Linked DNA regions of Homo sapiens: regions 2 and 3 are each linked to region 1. A link is a loop called in an ENCODE intact Hi-C map of the cell type or tissue named here. Cell type or tissue: heart left ventricle. All regions are shown on one strand. Links, peaks and the distances in the headings refer to the core of each region. The heading gives the core; the rest is flanking DNA.

Region 1 (7,818 bases), core at 1,743-5,742:
ACAGCCTCGCCAGCATCTACTGTTTCTTGACTTTTTAATAATTACCATTTTGACTGCCATGAAATGATATCTCATTGAGGTTTTGATTTGCATTTCTCTGATGATCAGCGATGTTGAGCTTTTTTTCATATGTCTGTTAGCTATGTAAATGTCTTCTTTTGAAAAATGTCTGTTTATATCCTTTGCCCACTTTTTGATGGGGTTGTTTCTTTCCTTGTAAATTTGTTTAAGTTCCTTGTAAATTCTGGATATTAGACCTTTGTCTGATGGGTAGACTGCAAAAATTTTCTCCCATTCTGTAGGTTGACTGTTTACTTTGGTGATAGTTTCTTTTGCTGTGCAGAAGCTCTTTATTTCCATTTGTCAATTTTGGCGTTTGTCGCAATTGCTTTTGGTGTTTTCACCATGAAGTCCTCACTCATCCCTATGTCCTGAATGATATTGCCTAGGTTTTCTTCTAGGGTTTTTATGGTTTGGGGTTTTACATTTAAGTCTTTAATCCACCTTGAGTTAAAAATACTGGCATATTGTATAATTGTACTCACTATTTAAGAAGGGCCAAATCTCTTATCAAGGATCTTTGAGTGAGGAAGTGCATGTTAGTGTTCTAAAGATTGAAAGATTGAAACCCGTGGTACCAGTCTGCAAGATGACCCCAATAATTGCTGACTCCTAGTCACACCCTAGTGTAGTCTCCTCCCACATCAAACAGGGCTGCCTTGTGTAACCTACAGGATATTGTGGGAATAACAGTGTATGACTTCCAAGGCTATATCATAACACACATTGTGGCTTCCACCTTGTGCTCTCTTGGATGCTTTCTCTAGAGCAAGCTTGTCCAACCCATGGCCTGTGGACTGTACACAGCCCAGGACAGTTATGAATGCAGCCCAATGCAAATTCGTAAACTTTCTTAAAATATTATGAGATTTTGTGATTTTTTTTTTTTTTTTAGCTCATCAGCCATCATTAATGTTAGTGTATTTCCTGTGTGGCCCAAGACAATTCTTCTTCCAATGTGCCCCAGGGAAGCCAAAAGATTGGACACCCCTGCTCTAGAGGAAGCCAACCGACAAGTCATGGTGACACTTAAGCAACTCTATGGAAAGGTACTCATGACAAGGAACTGAGGCCTCCTTACCATTCATGTGAATGGGCTGTCTTGGAAATGGATCTTCTTGACCCAGTCAAGCCTTTAGATGGCTGTGACCCCTGTCAACATCTTGACAGCAATCACATGAGGCTTTGAGGTAAACTGCTCCCAGATTTCCGATCTGCCAAAAATGCTGAGATTATGCATGTTTATTGTTGTAAATCATTAAGTTTAGGATAATTTGTTTCTACAGCAATAGTTTACAAAGTCTTTTTCCCCCTAAGAAATACTAACAGTGATACAAATGAACATGGCCATCTTAAGGCAAGTTGATGGGCTCTGTGGAGTTACTGGTACTTAGATGGAAACTTATCTCAATAAATTTGCAATTTAGTTTCTTGTTTCTCAAAGTCTTGTACCAAGACCAGCAGCATTGGCATTACCCAGGGGCTCATCAGAAATGCAGAATCTCAAACTCCACCCCAGAGCTACAGAATAGCAATCTGCATTTTAACGAGATTCCCCTATGACATGTAAATATATTAAAGTTTGAGAAGAAGCACTGATTTATTTGATTCCTGGTGTTACAGCCTGTGGTTGGAAACTCTGGATATACCTTAGGGGTACTTTTAAAAAAATACTGTTGGAGAAGCCCGTCTCCAGAAATTCTGATTTAACTGATCTAGGTTGAGGCCTTTTAAGGTGGTGGACCTAATGATGCTGCAGGATTTTCCTCTAGAAAAACTACATTGAAGCCTCAGATCAGCTCTGACTTCCTAGCATGCCCCAACCCCGCAGGAAGTTAGGTATGCCCAGGTGTATGCCCAGAACTGCCTTAGGAGTAGTATTGTGCACCGAGCAGGAGACCTTTCTGGAGCTGCCATGAAGGGTGTGTATGCGTGTGTGTGCGTGTGTTTGGTGGGGCGCACCAACTTCACAGATGCTAGACCGTTGCATGTGCTTCTACCTTCTTTTATTCATGCTCTTCCAGGACTCAGTTCAACCCGAAAAAAAGCAACTATGCCTTTCTTCCTGAAAGGTCAGTTTGGATTGCTGTCTAGGGCTGCTCAGAAAACCAGGTGTTGAATGTTCTAAGGTTTCACGTGCCAAATTGGGATCAAACATATTTGAGCTTTATTTTTCCTAATAACAAAATGCAAGTAACTAGTATTTCTCTTAAGTCTTGGAAAAGATGTTTTTATTGTTGAATAGACACTACGGCATTAAGATTTCCACTATGATGGGTGCTCACAAATGATAGGCCTCTTAGGTAAGAAGCTTTAATTGACAACATTAAATATGCGGGGCGGGGGGAGTGGGTGCAGAGTCTCTCTTTCCTTTGTTAGGGCATCCCAGTGACAGAAACAATGCCTGACACATGGTACGCTCTCGATAAATATTCGTTGATTACATAACCCCCTCTACCACCCAATAACTTCTCATCATTCATTCAAAGTTACTGAACGTACCATATTAGCGAATCTGCAATGGAAACAGTGGAGGCTGTTTTCTCAAAGGATTTTCTAATAAAGCAACAAATCTTTTTTAAAAAAAATGAATGGTGTGCCCCAAGTCAATGCTGGGCTTCGGATTTCTGCGGTAGTTTGGCCTGGGGTCCTCACTGGGATGCTGGCTGGGGATGTGCTCCCTGCCCTTGAATCTCCTTCCTTTGTAGTTTTTGGCCTGCGCGGTTACGTTTCCCAGGCGGAGGAGCGCGCGTCGCGGCTGCGCCCATTAACGCGCGGCGCCGGGCAGGAGCCGTCAGGCGGGCGGGGCTGCCCGGGACCCGCAGGAGCTGCTCCTCCCGCGCCGGCGCTCGGCCCCCTCCTCCGCCCCCTCCTCCGCCCCCTCCTCCCCTTCTCCGCGGTTTGGCATCCCCGGGGCCGGGAAGCCTCCTCCAGCGCTGACAGCCTGTCGGCGGCGGAGGGAGGCCAGAGCGCGGATGCTTGCCAGTGGGCCGGGCCTGACCGCTGCGTGGGAGGCGGGCTGCATTATTTCCCGCTAGGGCCGCGCTCCAGGGAAGGAAGGGGCCAGACACGGCCCTCTCAGCCCCGAACGGCGCGCGCTGCCCGGCGGGCGGGATCCGGGCGCGGCCGAGGCGGCGGCGCTGCACCCCGGGCCTGGGCCCGCGCGACTCCCCCGGGGGCCTCTCCCACGCTCCGCGCCCCGCCCCACCCTTCCTTCCTTCCTCCCCTCGGCGCTCCCGGGAGCGCTCGGCAGACGCCCGAGCTTTGTGGGCGCCCGCGGGCCCAGCGCGAGCCTCGGGCGGCCCAACTTTGCCTCTCCCGGTCGGCTCCCGAGCGGGACTTGTGAGGCGTGGCCGGGTGGAGGAGGCGCTTGCGGGGGCGTGGGGCTCCCCGGCAGGCGGGAGGCACGGAGCAAGTCGCACTGGACAATGACCTGGGCAGCTCGGCGCTGCGGACACTTTTAGCTGAGGGCGCGGGCGGGTCGGCTCCTCCGCGGCTCCTCGGCCCCACCTGCGCGGAGAGGGCGGGATGCCAGAGCCAGGTGTCCCGGCGCGTTAAGGGCCCTCGCAGTCAGACGTCCCTGCACCGGCGCTCGCACCCTTAGTCGGCCCGGAACGTCTTTTTGCGGACGCCCTCGGAGCAGCCGCGATGGCCAGCACCAGGAGTATCGAGCTGGAGCACTTTGAGGAACGGGACAAAAGGCCGCGGCCGGGGTCGCGGAGAGGGGCCCCCAGCTCCTCCGGGGGCAGCAGCAGCTCGGGCCCCAAGGGGAACGGGCTCATCCCCAGTCCGGCGCACAGTGCCCACTGCAGCTTCTACCGCACGCGGACCCTGCAGGCCCTCAGCTCGGAGAAGAAGGCCAAGAAGGCGCGCTTCTACCGGAACGGGGACCGCTACTTCAAGGGCCTGGTGTTTGCCATCTCCAGCGACCGCTTCCGGTCCTTCGATGCGCTCCTCATAGAGCTCACCCGCTCCCTGTCGGACAACGTGAACCTGCCCCAGGGTGTCCGCACTATCTACACCATCGACGGCAGCCGGAAGGTCACCAGCCTGGACGAGCTGCTGGAAGGTAGGAGGGGAGGGCGCCGCACGGCAGGTGCGGCGGAGCGCCGGCAGGTGCAGTGGGCGTGAGCCGGCGCAGCGGGGAGCCCGCGGGGTGCTTTCCAAGCCGCACGGGAATTGATGCTTCTGTCTGCTTCTCTAGAGATTGGCTGGGGGTGGGGGCCGGTGGGGTGCCCACATACACACTGACTTTCCTTCCCAAGAGGTTTGTCTCTTAAAGAAGGAAAAAATTTCCTGATGGTCAGGCCAATTTAGGCACTGGTGGCATCTCCTAAGATTGTTGAACTTATTTGTATTGAAGTGCAAACTGTTTGAGAAAATGGTTCTCCCATGGGGAGCTGGGTAATCCCCTACTAATAAGCTCTGTTGGACCCTCGGTGTGGACCCTGGTGCAGGCTCCTGTCATGTTCCAGTATTCGGGGTCCTGTTGTGACTGCTGTCAGAAGCTGTGGTTGTGAAATGCTCTAGGTTGGCTTTCCTAGTTTGCCTTGCAGCAGAAGTTACTTGAGGTGAAGAGGGATGATCCTAGACAGCAGGTCTCAACCTTGGCTTCATCTTGGATCACACTGGGGACTTCGAAAAATATGGGACCCTGATCCCCCAACCCCCAGATATCCTGATTAAATTGGTTGGGTTTGGGGTGTGGGTTAGGCGTCTGGAGTCTCAAAAGCCCCCCCCCCAGGTGATTCTAATGTGGGACCCTGGTTAACAATCACCGTGCTAAAGGGTTTTCCACATTTGGTTGGAAAAAAGGTAAATCAAGGTCAATCTCTCCAGCCTTATCCTCTAATAAGAGTACCTAATTAGAATGATAGAGGCCATTGGATTCAGCAGTGGGGACTTATTAAAAATTAGTAATTCTGCTGTGTCAACCATGCCTCGGTCAAAGAGACTGCTTGGCTGGATGTTGGGTCATCCTTGAATTCCTGCAATACGTATGCCTCATCCTTTTCAGGTAGAAAAGGCATTATCAGTGGTTAAGAACCTGTTTCCAGTTCTAAATAACATCCAGAAAGACCAGGCAGAACCCAGGTATGTGCTGACTGCGTGTTTACATACAGTCCGCTCTTGTGCATCTTTCTTAATGCAAATGGCACATTCCATGTAGTCATAGCAATAGCTTGGCAGGGAGAGGAAGCTGAACATCAAGCCAGATGTTTTTCTTATATTATCTCAGCATGCTTTTCTGTCCTGAAGGCATTATCCCCATTTTATAGATGAGGAAACTTAGGCAGCATGCCTTGCCTCACAGTGCCTGCAGCATATACTTTCTCGTCTACGATTCACCTCTGCTGAGCTAATGGAGCCACATGGAGGAAAACTAAAGGTCGTTGAGTTTGTCTATTTAGTCAGAAGTTTTTGCTGCCCTGCCTAGAACGCGACCCAGCCAAAATTAAATTGTCTCTTCAGTCTACATATGTATGTGCTTGTGACTTCACCCATTCTGTCAGTTGTGTGTTTTGGTTTTAAGGGCTTCTTGAGGAGGTAAGGGGATAGCTGGAGGAGTATAAGTAAAAAAGGAAGATACAATGTTCAAAGGGCCTTGTTGCTTTTCTTAATCATGTTAAACACTTAAAAGCAATATTTGCCTAGCTATTTTAAAACAGAGTAACCAGTTGTTTGACTGACCCAAGATCAGATTTGCAGGATCAAGGCAATGCCTGTTTGCTTAAGCACTTGTTACTCAACATGCCATTGGGATACTACTGTTCCTGGTATGGTTTCTTAAGAGTCAACAATGTTAATATCCTTCTCTAAAGAAATTTTAACAGTGGATTTACTACATAAAATTGACATAACGTAAACATGAATCTCATAGGAGAGATGATAAGATGGACATTATGCATGTCCATTAATAGGAGTACTTAGTATAGATTGCGTCTTTTACCGCCCACCGCATGCATGTCCACTGGGTCTACTTCTGCAACTGTAGTTTCAACTACAAATTGACTTAACAAATTTCCTTCAAATCATTCACTGATTTTTAGTGGATGGGGATTTGGAAAAAACATTATCTATGGAGTCCAAATCATACCAAAATATGATAAATAATATAACAAATAGTTGCACAGCCAAAATTTTTTTTATGACTTTGCCCACTTCTTTGAAGAAGTTTTTAATACAATAAAATTACTGCAAAAGAAGAAAACTTGGACACTTTTTTTGTCATATGGAACTCTCTCTGACAATGGGTCTTTGTTTAATTCTTCAGTTTTCCCCCAAATTAGTAGAATACTCCATAGCAATGCAATTTTTTTTTTAAAGAAAATATAGGTACAATAGTTCACGTCTGTAATCTCAGCACTTTGGGAGACTGAGGTGGGTGGATCACCTGAGGTCAGGAGTTCGAGACCAGCCTGACAAACAAGGTGAAACCCCATCTCTACTTAAAAAAAAAAAAAAAAAATTAGCCGGGTGTGGCGGCAGGCGCCTGCAGTCCCAGCTACTCAGGAGGCTGAGACAGGAGAATTGCTTGAACCCAGGAGGCGGAGGTTGCAGTGAGCCAAGATCACACCACTGCACTCCAGCCTGGGCGATGGAGCAAGACTCTGTCTCAAAAAAAAAAAAAAAAAGAAAAGAAAAAAAGAAAAAGAATCACGAATGCTTACTGTCAATCATTCCAGAATGTAAGTAGTTTCAACTTTTAATTAAAATTGTGTGCTCAGATTTTTCATGTAGGAGAACTAAGCAGCTATCTGTGAAGTTATTTGCATTAGTAAAAATAAGTCTGTAATATATTCACCACATTGTCAAAATTGACTGCTTTATTTCGTTTTGGTTGATTATTTTTAATAAAGCTCTCTCAGGTAGTATTTTACAACATTATGTTCAACTAGGCTCTACTTCTTCGATCCCATGAAACTTGTAGTTTAAGAGGTATGTTTTTTTCTGAAATGTCTTGAGTGAAGAATAGAAAGTGATGACTCAAAACAGTAGGATATGAACATTCATTCAGAGCCCCAATCTCATTGAACTCAGATGACAAAAGAAATTTGCATGGCCCAAATTATTTTTTCTTCTGCCCTTGACCTTGAGAGTCTCTGGAGACTAAAAGCTGTTCTAGTGTGAGCTGGCACTCCTCCAGCACTACACTAAACCAGCAAGCACCTTCAATTTATTGATTTATCCATCCTTGCTGGATTAAGTTTGAGTTGATGCTGTGCAGTCCTGTAATCCTGTTTATTCTTTAAAACTAGTTGGGGGACCTCTTCCGGCAGGACTGTGGCTCTTAATCAATATTGGAAAAATTAGTTGAGCTGTCTTAAGCTGTGAGCCTGCTGAGCTCAGTATCTGTAATAACCAACAGAGAATGTCCAGATGACTTGTTCTTTAGCTTTCTTATTAGGGACTGATTCAGAATTCCTAGTCTTAGTTCTGTTCCGTGTGTCTTCTCTCCTTCTGAGCGTTTGGTCTTCTCTCCTTCTGAGCATTTTGAAATATTTATAAAGTTTTGATGACCTAAAGAGATATAACCAAGGACAGTAGAAAAAGTGCCTGACCAAGTCAGGATTCCTGAGTTCTACTGACTAGATTTGAGAAAAATTTCACCTCACTTCCCTGGCCTTGGCATCCTTTTCTCTAGGATGAGAAGTTGGCAGACCACCTAAGTTAGGTCTCTTCTGGTTTAAAAATGTGTATGTACCCGTTAATTATCTGAGGGGTTATTGTTGGAGCATATGATGGCTTGGGCTGCCA
Region 2 (7,818 bases), core at 1,272-5,271, 94 kb after region 1:
CTGAGGCGGTTGGATCACCTGAGGTCAGCAGTTCTAGACCAGCCTGGCCAACATGGTGAAACCCCTTCTCTACTAAAAATATGAAAGTAGCCAGTGTGGTGGCAGGCACCTGTAATCCTAGCTACTCAGGAGGCTGAGGCAGGAGAATCGGTTGAACCTGGGAGATGGAGGTTGCAGTGAGCCAAGATCGCACCATTGCACTCCAGCTGGGTGACAAGAGTGAAACTCCGTCTCAAAAAAAAAAAAAAAAAGTGTGGTTCAGAGAGCTCTACTCTGCAGTGTGGGCACACAGCATTTATGGATAGAAATAGAAGTAGGGTACAGAAACAGTTTTATTGGTTACAGCTGGGCATTGGCTTTATTTGATCATGATCTAATCCATTGGTGGCCTGTGATTGACAGACAGCTAATTGTTACAAAAGTATACAGTACACCTAAGTTAGGCTTTCAGTTAAGTTAGGTTATAATTCCTGAAGTAGGGACTTAAAATACAGAACAGCCGCAGGCCAAATTTATTTAACAGGATGTACTTATACTAAAAAATGATCTGTTGCTTATCTGAAATTCAGATTTAACTAGGTATCCAGTATTTTATCTAACCAACCCTAGATGCAAGTAGTTTTTAAATTTTTATTTATTTATTTTCTTGAGACAGAGTCTCACTCTGACACCCAGGCTTGGAGTACAGTGGCATGATCTTGACTCACTGCAACTTCTACCACCTGGGTTCAAGCGAGTCTCCTGCCTCAGCCTCCCGAGTGGCTGGGATTACCACCATGTCTGGCTGATGTTTGTATTTTTACTATAGACATGGTTTCACCATGTTGGCCAGGCTGGTTTTGAACTCCTGACCTCAGATGATCCACCCACCTCAGCTTCCCAAAGTTCTGGGATTATAGGCATGAGCCACCATGCCCGGCCAGTTTTTTTTTAAAAGAAAGAAAAAGATAAAGGAAATAACCCTGTTGATATTTAGCTGGGGCGAGGATAAGGTGGGAGGGGAAAAGCAGTAGAAGTGTTTTCCTGAGTACCACAACTGTGAGGAAAATTGAGCTCACTCCAGTTCACAACAAGCTAAACATTTTCAAAATTATGCTAGAAACAGTAGGGGAAACGAGGAGGATATACATTTGCAGTGCGAGTAGCGAGGTTCATAGAAGATATTCCCTCTGATACTGGGAAATGAAAAATAGAACATTACAGCTGGGGAAGTTCTTTATAGTTTACTTGGTCTGATATCTTCCTTTCCCCTAGGGGGAAATTGGAACTGCAATATTAAGAGGCTGAGTTACCTGACCACATTTTCATCATCATTTAGAGGCTGAACAAAGACCAGAATCTTGGTATTTATTTGATCCTTCATTCTTGGAAAAAAACCTGTACAACATGACTCTGACATACCATAAGTTTAGAGGCAATCCATGTAAAATTAAGTGCTTTTGATAATGGAGACATCTAAATTGAGCTTTCTTGTATAAAAGTGATTACTGCAGAAATTAAAGTAACAGTCACTGAAAAAAAAAATTCTGCCCAGTTTCAGAAATTGCACTTTCGCTTCTGCAGTGGCCAGATTCACAATGCCCTCAGCATACATTCTTAATTTATTTGGTCTTCTATAGGTAGCATCCCTATAAACTGAGTGAATTTGGATTAAATGATTTCAATGGTAACTTCTAAGTCTATGACTCAGAAATCTGTATTGTCTGAATCTCTCTTAAGGAATTTCCAGTCTTACTGATTTCAGACATACCCACATAAAATAGAGATGATTTAGTTGGCTGGGCGCGGTGGCTCACGCCTGTAATCCCAGCACTTTGGGAGGCCGAGGCGGGTGAATCATGAGGTCAGGAGATTGAGACCATCCTGGCTAACATGGTGAAACCCCATCTCTACTAAAAATACAAAAAAATTAGCTGGGCGTGGTAGTGGAAACCTGTAGTGCCAGCTACTTGGGAGGCTGAGGCGGGAGAATGGTGTGAACCTGGGAGGCGGAGCTTCCAGTGAGCAGATATCGCGCCACTGCACTCCAGCCTGGGCGACAGAGCGAGACTCCGTCTCAAAAAAAAAATTAATTTTAGTTGACTAAGTTCAATTAAAAGTTGGGCTTTGCTGCAGCTGTTCATTTAGAAAAAGGTCAAAATTAAAATTCAGCATATTTAATGCAGAAAGCAAATGTCGGGGTTGAGGGATTGTAGTGTTAACTGGAGTGGGCCTTCTTGGAGAATATGAGTTGAACTCAACCTTGAGGTAGCAGAACTTGAGGACTTAGGTTGAGGGTAGGAGGAGAGGAGAGTTTAAGAAAACCAAACATTGGCTACCGCATAAAATTTGTGCTTGGAAATAGTGTCAAATAGCATTACCACAACTTCCATTGTCCATGCTCTTAGTTCTTCCGTGATTATACTTGAATCCCTCACACTGGCTGGTCTACTCATTCCACTTCTTTTCTAAGGAAGCTTTTTCAGGGTCCTCCCAGCCACTCTCTCATCTGACTGGGTAAAAGATAAATTGACAAATGCGTGCATCTTGTGACATGTCCAGAATATGACTTAATAATGTTGTTAAATTATTGCCTTCTCATCTGCGTGTCTCTTATGTTCTGCTTAAAGAGATTGTCAGTTTGTTCAAGCTCTTTTTAGTTGTTGCTCCTCCAGTGCCTAGCTTTGAGCTTTGTACACGGTAGTTATTGAGTTGAGTAACATAGTTTGTTCTGAGTCATTTGTTCCACATGCTTGAAGACTTGGCTTAACCTAGTAGATAATAGGAAAGAAATGGAAATGCTCTTTGATGAAAGAGCCCCTCTCTTATTCATCCTTTTTAAATTTTCTTTGTGCCCATATGCAGCAGCTCTCAGCAAACCTATATTTGGCAGTGTGGCCTGTATGACTAAAGAAATCCTGGCCAGGCACGGTGGCTCACGCCTGTAATCCCAGCACTTTGGGAGGCCGAGGCGGGTGGATTACGAGGTCAGGAGATTGAGACCATCCTGGCTAACATGGCGAAACCCCATCTCTACGAAAAATACAAAAAAAAAATTAGCCGGGCATCATGGCGGGCGCCTGTAGTCTTAGCTACTCAGGAGGCTGAGGCAGGAGAATGGCGTGAACCCGGGAGGCGGAGCTTGCAGTGAGCCGAGATTGCGCCACTGCACTCCAGCCTGGGGCAACAGAGCAAGACTCCGTCTCAAAAAAAAAAAAAAAAAAAAAAGAAATCCATAGATCATGGACCCACAAACCCCTAGTTTTATGAGGGAAGTGAGACCCAGAATAGTTGATAACTTTCTCAAGGCTACTAAACATGCAGTTCTCCTCACTCTAGAGAGTGTTCTTTTTTTTTTTGGGGGGGGGGGGGATACCTTGCTCTTTCTCATCTTTGCCTGGCAGTACAAAAAATTTTGCTAGATCCAAGGGTGTTCAATTATCCATCTCTACCCTTTCCTTGTCGTAGGAATGGAGTAGAGGAACACCTAGAAGTCAGGAGACTTGGCTGCTTCTTAACCCTGTACTACATTTGTGTCTTAGAGAATCCACTTAATTTCTCCAAGTTTCTGTTTCTACATCTTTAGAAATGGGGTAGGCCTCATGTGAATGCTAGGTCTCTTCTAGTTTTATTTAGTAATTTAGCACTAGTTCTGAATTCTGTTGACTTTCTGAGGATCCAAGGATCTTCTGTTCTCCTTCCCTCTTACAAATCATTTCCACAGTTTTTGCTAAAAGTAGAGGGGTGTAACATGTATGGGAGTTAGGGGAAGGGCAGAGGTGGGGTGAGGGAGATGGATCTGGGCTATGGTGTGCAGCAGACCTAGTGCCCTTCACTCTCCTGCCCGTCACTCTGCAGTGGTAGCATGGGATGCAAAAAACCAGCCGACTCGACAGGATAGTCTCTGACTTTTGGACATTGAGTATCTTTTTGGTGTTGGATGCCTTGTCTTCACTTTCCCTCTTCTTGTGGTCTGGGTTGTTTGGTGTCTCGATGTCTGTGAAGCATAATAAGACAAAGAGCAGACAGAACTGCTCTTTCAGAGTGTCACCAGAGATGGAATAAAGGCTCCTAAGGAATTCTGAGGTGTCGTGTGATGAAGCCATGGCAGCTCCCTCTGGTGAAGGAAAGAAATGTGCCCTCTTCACCTCCTTTGAAGTGCTGAGCCTACCCACAAGGATGTGTTTTTTCTAGAAGGAAAAGTCTCCACTTTTGGCAGCAGAACTGAAATAGAAAAATTGAGCTTGACCTATTTCCTTAGCAGTGAGTGCCTTGCATTGTCCTCTCAGGCAGTATGAAAATCCTTGAACTGGGAAACTGACAGCTGCAATCAGACACTTGCATTGGGGGAAACTTCATGAATTTTAATAGGAGTGCTGCTCCTGGATGAGGTTGGGAGAGAAAAGAGAGCCAAGCCAATTCAAACAAAAGGAGCAGAAGGGGCTTTATTACATGAACAGCTCATGGCAGTGATGAGAGTAATATTCAAATTATTTATTTGACAACGATTTTGATGATTTAAGAGGGAAGGATTGCTGAACTCCTATGAAGTCGAAGGGGTTATGAATCTTCCATGATTATTAATCCCACTGTACTGAAGGCAAAGAAGGAGGGTATATCAAAACATGAATTGCTAACAGTAGCAGTCCTCAGACACCGCACTTTAGTGATACCCAGGAAATGAACTCCGGGAATGGCAGTCACCACTACTCAGATAAAACTGCTTCCCTCATGGACTCACCACACACAGGCACAGACGCATGTGCACACCCACAGAGCCAGTTTCTGGACATCCTTTCTGCCCTCTTTGATGTACGTAGCACTTCCCCTACTGAGTAGCCATGCGGCATCCTGTTTGTCCAGGAAGGAAGTGTTGGAATCTGTTCTCATTGTCAGACCTCTCTTATGAAGCTGCTGCTTGTCAGCATTGATATTCCCAAGGTGGTCTCCTAAGTCAGGAAGAGTATAGAGGCAGTGCTTCTTGTTTTATATAATAGTCCCATCCACTTCTTTCACAACGTGCCTTCCATGCCACTCCCAGACTAATGTTTGTCAGAAGCGGGGACTGCTTTTGAAAATTCATGCAACCGTGAGCTACTTTTGTGTTTGCGGCCACGCTTCGTTTAAGAAGGGGACCTGAGGCCGGGCACAGTGGCTCACACCTGTAATCCCAGCACTTTAGGAGGCCGAGGCAGGCGGATCACGAGGTCAGGAGTTCAAGACTACTGAATGTAGTAATTTCAGAGTCCCACTTTTCTGAATAAATCACAAAATAATGTTTTAAGTGAAGACGGTACTTAAAAAAATACATTAGGCTGGGCGCGGTGGCTCACACCTCTAATCCCAGCACTTTGGGAGGCTGAGGCAGGTGGATCACCTGAGGTCAGGAGTTCAAGACCAGCCTGACCAACATGGTGAAACCCTGTATCCACTGAAAATACAAAAATTAGCCAGGTGGTGGTGATGTGCCCCTGTAATCCCAGCTACTCAGGAGGCTGAGGCAGGAGAATCACTTGAACCTGGGAGGCAGAGGTTGCAGTGAGCCGAGATCACAACATGGCACTCCAGCCTGGGTGATGGAGTGAGACTCCGTCGCAAAAAAAAAAAAAAATATATATATATATATATATATTTATATATATTTATATATTTATATATATATTTATATATATTTATATATTTATATATATATTTATATATATTTATATATTTATATTTTTTATATATATATAATTTATGTATATTTTATATATATTTATAATTTATATATATTTATATATATTTATAATTTATCTATATATATTTATATATATTTATCTATATATATTTATATATATATAAAGCTTTGTTCAGCAAATTCCTGTGTTGGTGGGACTATTTAGCCCAGGGAGATTTCAACCAAGGACGGTTACCTGTGAGAGTGCTGGCTGACTTTCCACAAACCATTTAGGAAGTACTGAAGAAAACAACCATACGCTGAACAGAACCAGCAATTGTGGTCTCCAGATTCAGGAGGGAACTAATTTCTGGGTGTTTGAGCCAGTCTTTCTCCTGTGGCTGGAGGGGAATGAAATGGGTATTTCCATGGGTCGGAGAATTGGGACTCACGACAGACTAAGGCAGAACACGTGAGAAATGCAAGTGAGGGCTGTCCTTCACCCAGATGAAGGAGCCCCTCTTTGGTCCCCTGCCAGGGCTTGTTGTCAACCGGTGGAGGTGGTGGAGGAAGGACTTGGTGAGTCTTTGTCCCAGGCCTCACAGTTTTGACGGTTTCATATTTAGTCTTGAAAAATGATCATGTAATGAATGTATACAGTTGTAATTTCTGTGAGCTTAAATAATGTGTTGCACTTACTGTAGAATATGTCTTGATTCCTGTAGCTCATTTTGGCGTGTCTTCATGCTTTAGTAAGGTGGAAGTGGCCCTGCCTCTTGGCATTGGAGAAGCCCTCTCTCCCCTCTCTGTACCGTGCTCCTTCCTAACTCTTGGCCTATTCTTCTGTCCATAATAGAGCTCCTGCACTGAGGTCTACACGGGCTCCCATTTATCTTTGCCTGTGCTGTAAGCCAGAGTATCTTTAAATCGTGTAAGTTGCCCGAGGCAACCAGCTATGGCAGAAGAAGATAGGTGGCTGGAATTTATTGCGGAAGTAACATTTATTTACGTTTGGGATCCCACTAATGTTCGAATCCTTGCTTCTGTGCTGTCATGCCTCCCTCTTGTCTCATCACATCTGTTCTCTGCCTAAGCCCCATGGTTTTCCATAGCCATCTCCATGCCTATCCTTGTAGTAAAAGCTGTCCTTCCGCCATGAATCTAATACTATGAGCCCTGAGCCTGGAGTCCCTGCCTCTGTGCTATTCATCCACTCACCCATCACTAAATATTCCCTGAGTGCCTACGGCACAGGCGCAGGCACAGTGCTGAGTGCTCTGGGTGTAAGAGCGAGAAAGATACGGTCTCCAGGTGCTGGGTGTCTTCCTAACTTTCCTGAGCTGCTGCAAGCTCATGGTGACCTACCTAAGCCTCCACCCTTGATATTCAATCAGGCCATATCCACCTGCCTACGTTCCCAAGTTTCCTTGCCACACCATGAGAATCCAAGGGTGACTTCTGTTCATAATAATGGAGAAATAATGTACCAAAACATCTTCCCGGAGAGGGGCTGAGAGGCCTTAATGCTGTGGTAAGGCAGGGTATTCATTCAGGTGCCAAGATGGATTGGAAAATATCCAAGAAGTAAGGAGGCTCTTCTTCTCAGGCTAAATAACAGCCTCCTTGTTGGGAAGGGAATAATCAGTCCCAGCTGGAGAAAAGAGACTGCATTCCCTTTGCTTTTCCATTCAAATCTAATCTTATGACATGAGTTTCTGACATGAGTAGCATTCTTGCCCAGACTTGTGGCCCCAGGGAGGGGATGGTTATTTAAGACAGCTGGCTCCTCCAGCAAAGCATAGAGCTTGATGATAAATGCTTACAGACAACTTCCCTTACTTGCTGGTCCCAGTCCCAGTTTAATTGACACCCCTAGAGATTTGCAAAAAAGAAATAGATGTTTCTTTGAACGGATATCATGTCTCTGAATGCAAGAAAAAGATAAGATGCTACATGCATACAGTTCATCAGTATTTCCCAGCTTAAGGAATTCTTCAGGGAGGGATTCCTTTTATGCATTCCCTGTGAAACAAGTGTCCTCTGCCTTTAAACCCTGTCTTGTGTTATAATGTAGAATAAATCTCATATGATTTTGTTTTTCCTTCCTTTGCTTTGTTTTTTTAAAGGAACTCTTTCTATGAATCAGTGATTTTAAGACATCTTGCAGGGTTTTTTTTGTTTTC
Region 3 (7,818 bases), core at 1,272-5,271, 68 kb before region 1:
GTGAGCCACCGTGCCCAACCGGTATAGCTAAAGTTAATACTTTAACAATGATATTTACCTTGTTGTTTTCCATTGTTCCACATGGTCTTTTAAATTTCTATTTCTTATTTCATCACCCTATCATGGCTTTAAAGGTTCAGGAAATATTCAGCTAGATTTAAATCAGCTCCCTCTGTCTTTTCCCACAGTGGCTTTTCTATATCTTCATCACTGTCCCCAAGACAACACTATGCTCTACACCACTCAAAAAAATGGCCATAAATCTGTACTCGATTCTTAGGGCTGCTATAACAAGGTAGCTTAAACTGGATGGCTTAAAACAACAGAATTTTATTGTCTCATGGTTCTAGAGGCTGGAAGTCTGAGAACAAGATAGCCACAGGCATGCTCCCTGAGAGACTGTGTGGAATCCTGTCTCACCTCTTCCTAGTTCCTGGTGGTGGCCGTCAATCCTTGGCATTCCTTGGCTTCCAGCTGCATGACTCCAGTCCCTGCCTCTATCATCACATGGCATTTTCCTCTTTTTATAAGGTTGTATTGGATTAGGTCCCACCGAAATGACCTTATGAAGTTACACCTAGACCCTATGTCTAAATTAGGTCACATTCATAGTTACCAGAAGTTTAGACTTTTATCAAATCTTTTTGGGGAACACAATTCAATCCATAACAGCTTCCCACTTCTAGGAGAAAACTGAGCCCAAGTATTAATTGCTTCCAAATGTCTTCATAATATGTTCACAATTATCCATTGTGACCCTAATTCTTATGCACTTCCCTGAGCATCAGGAGGCAGCTCTCTCCTCTTTCCCAGGGCTGCACCTTCCAGCTGACCTCTACGTTCCCCCCCCTCCCTGCTTCTCCAGTTACCCCTCACTCCATCTCTCTCAGAACTTCACTTCTCTTCCTTTTGAATTCCTTTACTCTAGAATAGATTCAAGTCTTCCCCATCTATTTAAAAAAAAAAAAACCTTTATTTTGAATTTATTTGCTATTTTGAATCTACTTTTGCTATTATTAAGTTGTTCTCCTTCCCTTTGGAATCCAAACTTATAGAAAACTTATGGGACCAAAACATACAGAACTCTCCATTTCTGCATTCTTGCTACACGTCCATTCCACAAGGAATCATTGAGTGAAAAGGCACTGCTTGACCCTGACACTGGAGCCACAGAGGTGAGGCGGGTGACACAGCTCCTGATTTCAAGAAGAGAAAACAGATATTAGACAATACCTTCGCTTCTCAGTAGAAAAGAAGCTCCAGAGCTGTGAGAGTGCATAAGAAGACAAGACTAGACTGGGAAATTGGAGGATTCCCTGCAGACGATGTGACATAAACTAATAGGCAAAGAGTTCCTAAGTATTAACTACACAAAGGGGAAGTGGGGAAAATGTTCCAAGCTAAATGATTAATGGATGGGAAGTCCCTGAAGTAGAAGGAAATGTGTTTTCAAGGAACTGGAAGAGGGCTGGTGTGACTTTACTGTAGAGACTCAGGGGGAAATGGTACAAAATGATGTTTGTGGGACACCCAGTGAGCCACACTGAGGATTTGTTCTTTACTTTTAGGGTGGTAGGAAAATGACTTTAAGCAGGGATGGGACCTGATCACACTGCTTTTAAAAGGATCTCCTGGCTGGGCGCAGTGGCTCATGCCTGTAATCCCAACACTTGAGGAGGCCGAGGTGAGTGGATCACTTGAGGTCAGGAGTTTAAGACCAGGCTGACCAACATGGTGAAACCCTGTCTCTACTAAAAATACAAAATTAGCCAGGCGTGGTGGCATGTGCCTGGAATCTCAGCTACTTGGGAGGCTGCGGCAGGAGGATCACTTGAATTCAGGAGGCGAAGGTTGCAGTGAGCCAGGATTGTACCATTGTATTCTGGGCTGGGCGACAAGAATGAAACTCTGTGTGGAAAAAAAAAAAAAAAAAGATCTCTCTGGCCGTTAAGTAGAGAATAAATTAGGAGAGAGGAGGACAGATGGGAAAGAACAGTTAAGACACTGTTATAGGAGTCCAGCAGAGAGACTCTATAACTGCATTCTAGGGATGACAGTGGAAATAGAGTCCTGGGCATGTTGAAGACATATTAAGAAGATAGAATCAATGTGACTTAGTAATTGGTTAGCTATCTGGGGTGAAGGATAACCACATGTCCAGCCTGACCCCCAGGTTTCTGGCTTGACAGTTGGATAAATGACAGTGTCATCCCCAAGACAGGAAACACTGATTTCAGTGGTAGGGTGTCAGAATCAGAAAAGCGATGAGTTCCAATTAGAATATGTTGACTTGAGGTAGCCATGAGATCAAGTGGAATTGCTAAGCAGGCAATCCTCAACTTTAGCAAAACTGCTTAATCCTGCCAATAACCGGCCATTTGCTGAGTGTAATATTCAGCTCATTTGAACTCTGCAGCATTTGACACTATTAGTCATTCCTTTCTTGAAGCAAGAGCTCTTAATCTTTGATTTCTATTTAAAACAGTGTTCTCCTCCAGTTCTCTTCCTTCTCTGGCTTGTCTTCCTCTGCCTAACCTTAAAAGATCTGACTTTCAAATAGGACCTGAAATGAATAAACCTCAATTCTCCAGTCCCAACATCCCTCAAGACATACATATGAGATTCCTCTACTTAGATTTTCCACAGGTAGCTCAGATTCAATAAGCCCAGCCCAAATTAATGTCTACCTCTCCTCTCTCACCAAATTATTTCTTCTCCCGAATATGCTTCCTCATTTTATAGCGTCACAAGACAAACGAGGAGGATGAGGAGTCATCAGGCACTCCCTCACCACCAAAATTCAATCTAATTCTTATATTAAATAATTCTACCCAGGGAAGTCCCTGCCCCACTCCTTCACCACCTGTTCTCTCACTTCTTGCATGGGCTATGGCAATCCTGGTCTAACAGAAGGACTGGTGACCTTTTTCTGTAAAGGGTCAGACAGCAAACATTTTAGGCTTTGAGAGCCATCCTGTTCCTGTGATTATTCAACTCCCCGGTTGCAGAGCTAAAGCAGTAATGGACAGGGAATGGGCATGGCTGTAATCCAACAACAAGACTTAATATATAGACATAGAGATTGAATTTCATATAATTTTTACATGGCATGAAATAGTTTTCTTCTTTTTTAATCCCCCCACTTAAAAATGCAAGCACCGTTCTTAGTTCACAGGCTGTACCACAACAGACAGCAGGCAAGGTTTGTCCTTCAGGTCATCGTTTACTAAACCCTAGTCTAACGGCGCTCTCTCCCTCCACATGGCAGCCAGAGAGCAAGTCTGAAGTATGGAACTCACCTTCTAAAAAACCTGACTCCTTCCTTTGTGAATACACTTATGAGACCGAAACACACATCTCTTCCACCAGGTGGCCCCAAACTTATTTTCTAAATTCATTCCGTACTACCTTTCTCCCTGCATACAATGTTCCCAGACTCCAAGCATTCTAAACTGCTGGCTGTTCCCTGAGCGCTCATGCTCTGTGCCTTTTTAGTTGGCTCCAAGCTCATTCACATTAGACCCAAGCTAACCTAGTCTGGTGCTTTTTGGTAGCTAATGATAGCCCCAGAAAACATTTGAAGTAGGTGAGAGTTACCTACTACCCCACAACCTGGCTTCTTGGTTATAATTAAAGTAAGACTCATACCAAATTCTTCCACAACAGACATTAATTAGCAAGCAGACATAAGAGTGAAACAGCATATTTAACTTGAACTTCAGTGCAGTTTGAGATTTTGTCCATAATACCTCACCAGAGGCATGTGAAACAACATTCTGGTAGCAGGATTCAGCTAACTGAATATATTGTGTATACTGAATATACTGTATTTACTCCAATTCTGGCAACCAAGAATCAGAGAATAAGCCCTTACACCCAGAACTGATTGAGGGTTACATCTGATATGCCATTCTTAAGAGTAAGAGACAGAGACCTTGCTAAATTTCTATACCTAATCATGCAAGATAGGAGTGTCTCAAAAATATATTCACCAAACTACATACCTTGAACACCACTAATATAACTACTGAAAGCCCATTTCTAATATCTTGAATGGCTAATTAGTGACTAATTAGCTAGCCACTAATTTCACCAATGAAAGTCGATATAACTAGCATGAAACTAATAATATACATGTATTTTAAGCCTATAGTAATGAAGAGAGATTAAAAATAGCTAAAGCTTTTTCTCTATACCCTTAGAGTATAGGCTTGTGACTAAATGGCAGTGTACATGCCCCTTAGGTGTGCATAATCCAAATTAGGGGTCACCAGTTGACCCCTAAAGTATAGGTTTTTTGTTTTTGTTTTTGTTTTGAGATGGAGTCTCACTTTGTCACCCAGGCTAGAGTGCAGTGGCACCATCTCGGCTCACTGCAACCTCCGCCTCCCGGGTTCAAGCAATTCTGCCTCAGCCTCCCGAGTAGCTGGGATTACAGGTGTGCACCACTGTGCCTGGCTAATTTTTGTATTTTTAGTAGAGATGGGGTTTCGCCATGTTTGCCAGGCTGGTCTTGAACTCCTGACCTCAGGTAATCCACCCGCCTCCACCTCCCAAAGTGCTGGGATTACAGGCGTGAGCCAGCATGTCAAGCCTATAGTTTTAAATATTATACTCTTCTCTTACATAACATGTGACATTTCCACCACCTGAATGTTCTTCTCCTTCTTCTTTACCTAGAGAAAGTCTATTACCTTTGTGTGTGTGTATGTGTGTGTTTGCATGTGTGTTGATTAGTACATTTTTAAAAATTTAATCATCTTTTAAGACCCAGTTAAAAGTTGCCTATTATTTTAATAAATTCCCAACAACTTCTGTACATTACTTGCGGCCTAAGAGTAATAAACTTATTTTTAACCATTTCATAGATAAAGAAACTGAGGCTCAGGAAGTTTAAGTGGTTACCCCAGGTTAGGTGACAGAGCCAGAATTTAAACCCAGGATGGTCATACTAGATCCTATTAGTGAACTTATGGGGAAATGCTGAACAAAACAAAAAAGACCTAATAAGTTCAATTTAAGACCTACCTTAAGAAACCGTGCTATACTTTGTATGACTATTTACTTGAGGATGATTAAACTGGGATAAAATATAAAGAATAATAAAAGTGTCTGACATGCCTACCTCAAAGCTATTCGGTTTTATTCCATAGGTTTGAGATGAAACTCGCAGTATTTTGTGTATTTTTAATTAGGTATATACCAAAATTCAGTAAAGCCCTTTTCCTGCAATAATCAAAAGACTCTGGTCTCTTACTACTTAAAATTAATACATTGATGACTTATATTAAGTAGCCTGGCATATATTGGGTACTTGATAAATATTTATTACATAGATGAGCTACATTGGTTTACCATCCATTTTAAAATCTGACTCAAAGCCAGGCTACCAGATGTAGATTCTAGCCAATGCTCAAGGAAATAATGTCTTGATATACATCTTATCATATTACTAGGGTAATGTGAAGATTCCCTCTTAGATACACTTAGTCAACAGTTATTGAACCCTCATAGGCACTGAGAAACAATGTAATTTTCCCACACAAGGCATCTATTTGGAGCATATAACTTATACATTTGGTTATTTAGATTTCTCAGGCACGCCATCCACATTCAGTGTAAGATAGAGGTGATCTGAAAAACCTACCATCATCTATTTAGTCATCTGGACAAAGTGAGTCAGGGGAGTTATAAAATGTCAGAATTCCCAGCCAGTATAGTAAAGCACAATCCAAGTTCACTTATGGCAAAAGGATTAGGACATCAGCATTTAAAGTAATTCTCTCCAGCTCATAAATAAGCTCAAGGATGTATGCACTTAACAAAAGACTCCAGAGCTCCTTACGCAGTGACCTAATGTAGGGCATGGGATTATCCTTATAAAAGGATCACCAAAGAGGCATGTGATAAATACAAAATTAAAAGCGTGAATACAGAAGTGATTGTAGAACTTCTTGGCCCTGCTGATAACAGCAAGGATTTCTTTGTTGGCCTTATGTTCTATGGATGACACTGGTTTTGATTAGGAAGCAATTGAGAACTCAATGCCTCTCACATTTTGTGCCTTAGTACTTCTCTATCTCTGCTGGGAGAGCAGCAGTAATAAGAAACAGGTTCATGCTCATCATAATGTACCATTTCTGACTCAGAAATGAATACTAACTTGAGACTATGAACAATGCTCTTCTACTGGAAGCCCAACACCACAGAGGGTCTTTCTAGAACGTGTGACAAAAATGACACATTTTGAAGAAGAAGAAAAAAATGTTAGAAACCAAATAATCCTAGAAGCTTGGAAGCGTTTCTTTTTTTACAAAGAACATCATGGGTTTTCCATGTTCTATCTTCAGTAGGATGATGACCAGGGTCATTTTTATAGTTGCCTAAGAAATATATTTTTCCTCTATCACTATATTGAAATAAAAACTTTCTGTAAGTTCACTTTCTGCTATTACCATGTTAATATCACAAACAACATTAGATATAATTCTTGGAATTCTAGAAACTGTAATCTGATTTTTTAACAAATAGGATATTCCAGGCACTATGGAAATTTCTGATACTTGACTCCAAAAGCTCCTTAATAAACAACTTGTTAACTTCAGTGTCAATGTTGAGGGGAAACTGTTGATAAGCTATTAAGGTTAAGTTTTGCAAGGGCTTCCACCTTAAGAGAGAAAAAATAATCAGAATTTCATTGAGAGTAGCCTCTATGCAGAGGTACTACTTAAGTGCCTTATTCAATTACAGTCTCAGTTCATGTGACTTTGGTACAAGCATAGTTGATATAGCACCCCCAGGCTTGTGAAAGTGAATTGAAAACATATGTCCAGATGTTGGGGATATTATCTTGTACATGATACTTAACTTTTCTATACCTCAGTTTCTTTAACTATAAAAACAGGGGTAATAATAGCACTACAACTTAGAGCTAGTGTGAGAAATAAATTAACTGATCCCTGCAAAGTGCTTGGAAGAGTTCCTGGCACATAATAAATGTATCACTTTTTAAAACATTTTTTTTCCGACTTTCAAGTGAAGTCCCTCTAATTCTTGAGAGAAACTGCTTTTAAGTTTCTCATTCTCGGAAAACATGCTGACAACTTCATGTCATTAAAGATATCCTCAAAACCGAAATACATGAAGTATTAGCCTGTGTTCACACTGCTACAAAGAACTGCCTGAGACTGGGTAATTTATAAAGAAAAGAGGTTTAATTGACTCATAGTTCCCCATGGCTGGGAGGCCTCAGGAAACTTACAATCATGGCGGAAGGCGAACGGGAAGCAAAGACCTTCTTCGTATTGTGGCTGGAAAGAGAGAGCTAGCAAGAACGGGGAAAACTGTCTCATAAAACCGTCAGATCTCTTGAGAACTCACTCACTATCACGAGAACAGCATGGCAGAAACTGTTCCCATGATCCAGTCACCTCCCACCAGGTCTCTCCCTCAACACCTGGGGATTACAATTCAGGATGAGATTTGGGTTGGGGACACAGCCAAACCATATCATTCCATCCCTGGCCCCTCCCAAATCTCATGTCCTTTATACATTTCAAAACACAATCATGCCTTCCCAACCATCCCCCAAAGTCTTAACTCATTCCAGCATTAACCCAAAAGTTCGAGTCCAAAGTTGCATCTGAGACAAAGCAAGTCCCTCCCACCTAGGAGCCTGTAATATCAAAAGCAAGTTAGTTACTTCTAAGACACAATGGGGTTTGCGGGCATTGGATAAATGTGCTCATTCCAAATGGGAGGAATTGGCCAAAACAAAGGGGCTACAGCCCCCATGTAAGTCCAAAATCCAGCTGGGCA

What was found. Hi-C counts contacts between places; a loop is a spot of excess contacts. Peaks named below come from ENCODE experiments on the same cell type or tissue, not always from the same donor. Only the 100,000 strongest peaks of a DNase experiment are listed, where the experiment ranks them.
Region 2: a loop joins it to region 1, with 2.8 times the contacts of the local background. A loop is called at or near these places in 15 of 110 quality-filtered maps.
Region 3: a loop joins it to region 1, with 3 times the contacts of the local background. A loop is called at or near these places in 35 of 110 quality-filtered maps.

What each region holds. Positions count from the first base shown.
Region 1 is chr4:150,075,320-150,083,137 of GRCh38, forward strand. It overlaps DCLK2 (doublecortin like kinase 2), which reads left to right and starts at 3,126. Exons shown (of 16, transcript NM_001040260.4): 1 at 3,126-4,129. The coding sequence starts at 3,709. In heart left ventricle, for the core only: CTCF peaks have their summits at 4,095 and 4,307; DNase peaks (open chromatin) are centred at 3,042 and 3,922; H3K4me3 peaks cover 3,618 bases; H3K27ac peaks cover 1,927 bases.
Region 2 is chr4:150,169,423-150,177,240 of GRCh38, forward strand. The region is part of intron 2 of DCLK2 (doublecortin like kinase 2); the gene reads left to right. Among named protein-coding and RNA genes, the nearest start is that of DCLK2, 95 kb to the left of the region's middle. RefSeq lists an enhancer at 5,899-7,818. In heart left ventricle, for the core only: no CTCF peak of the experiment used is centred there; no DNase peak of the experiment used is centred there; H3K27ac peaks cover 1,340 bases.
Region 3 is chr4:150,007,343-150,015,160 of GRCh38, forward strand. No RefSeq gene overlaps it. Among named protein-coding and RNA genes, the nearest start is that of DCLK2, 67 kb to the right of the region's middle. In heart left ventricle, for the core only: a CTCF peak has its summit at 3,367 (motif pointing right); no DNase peak of the experiment used is centred there.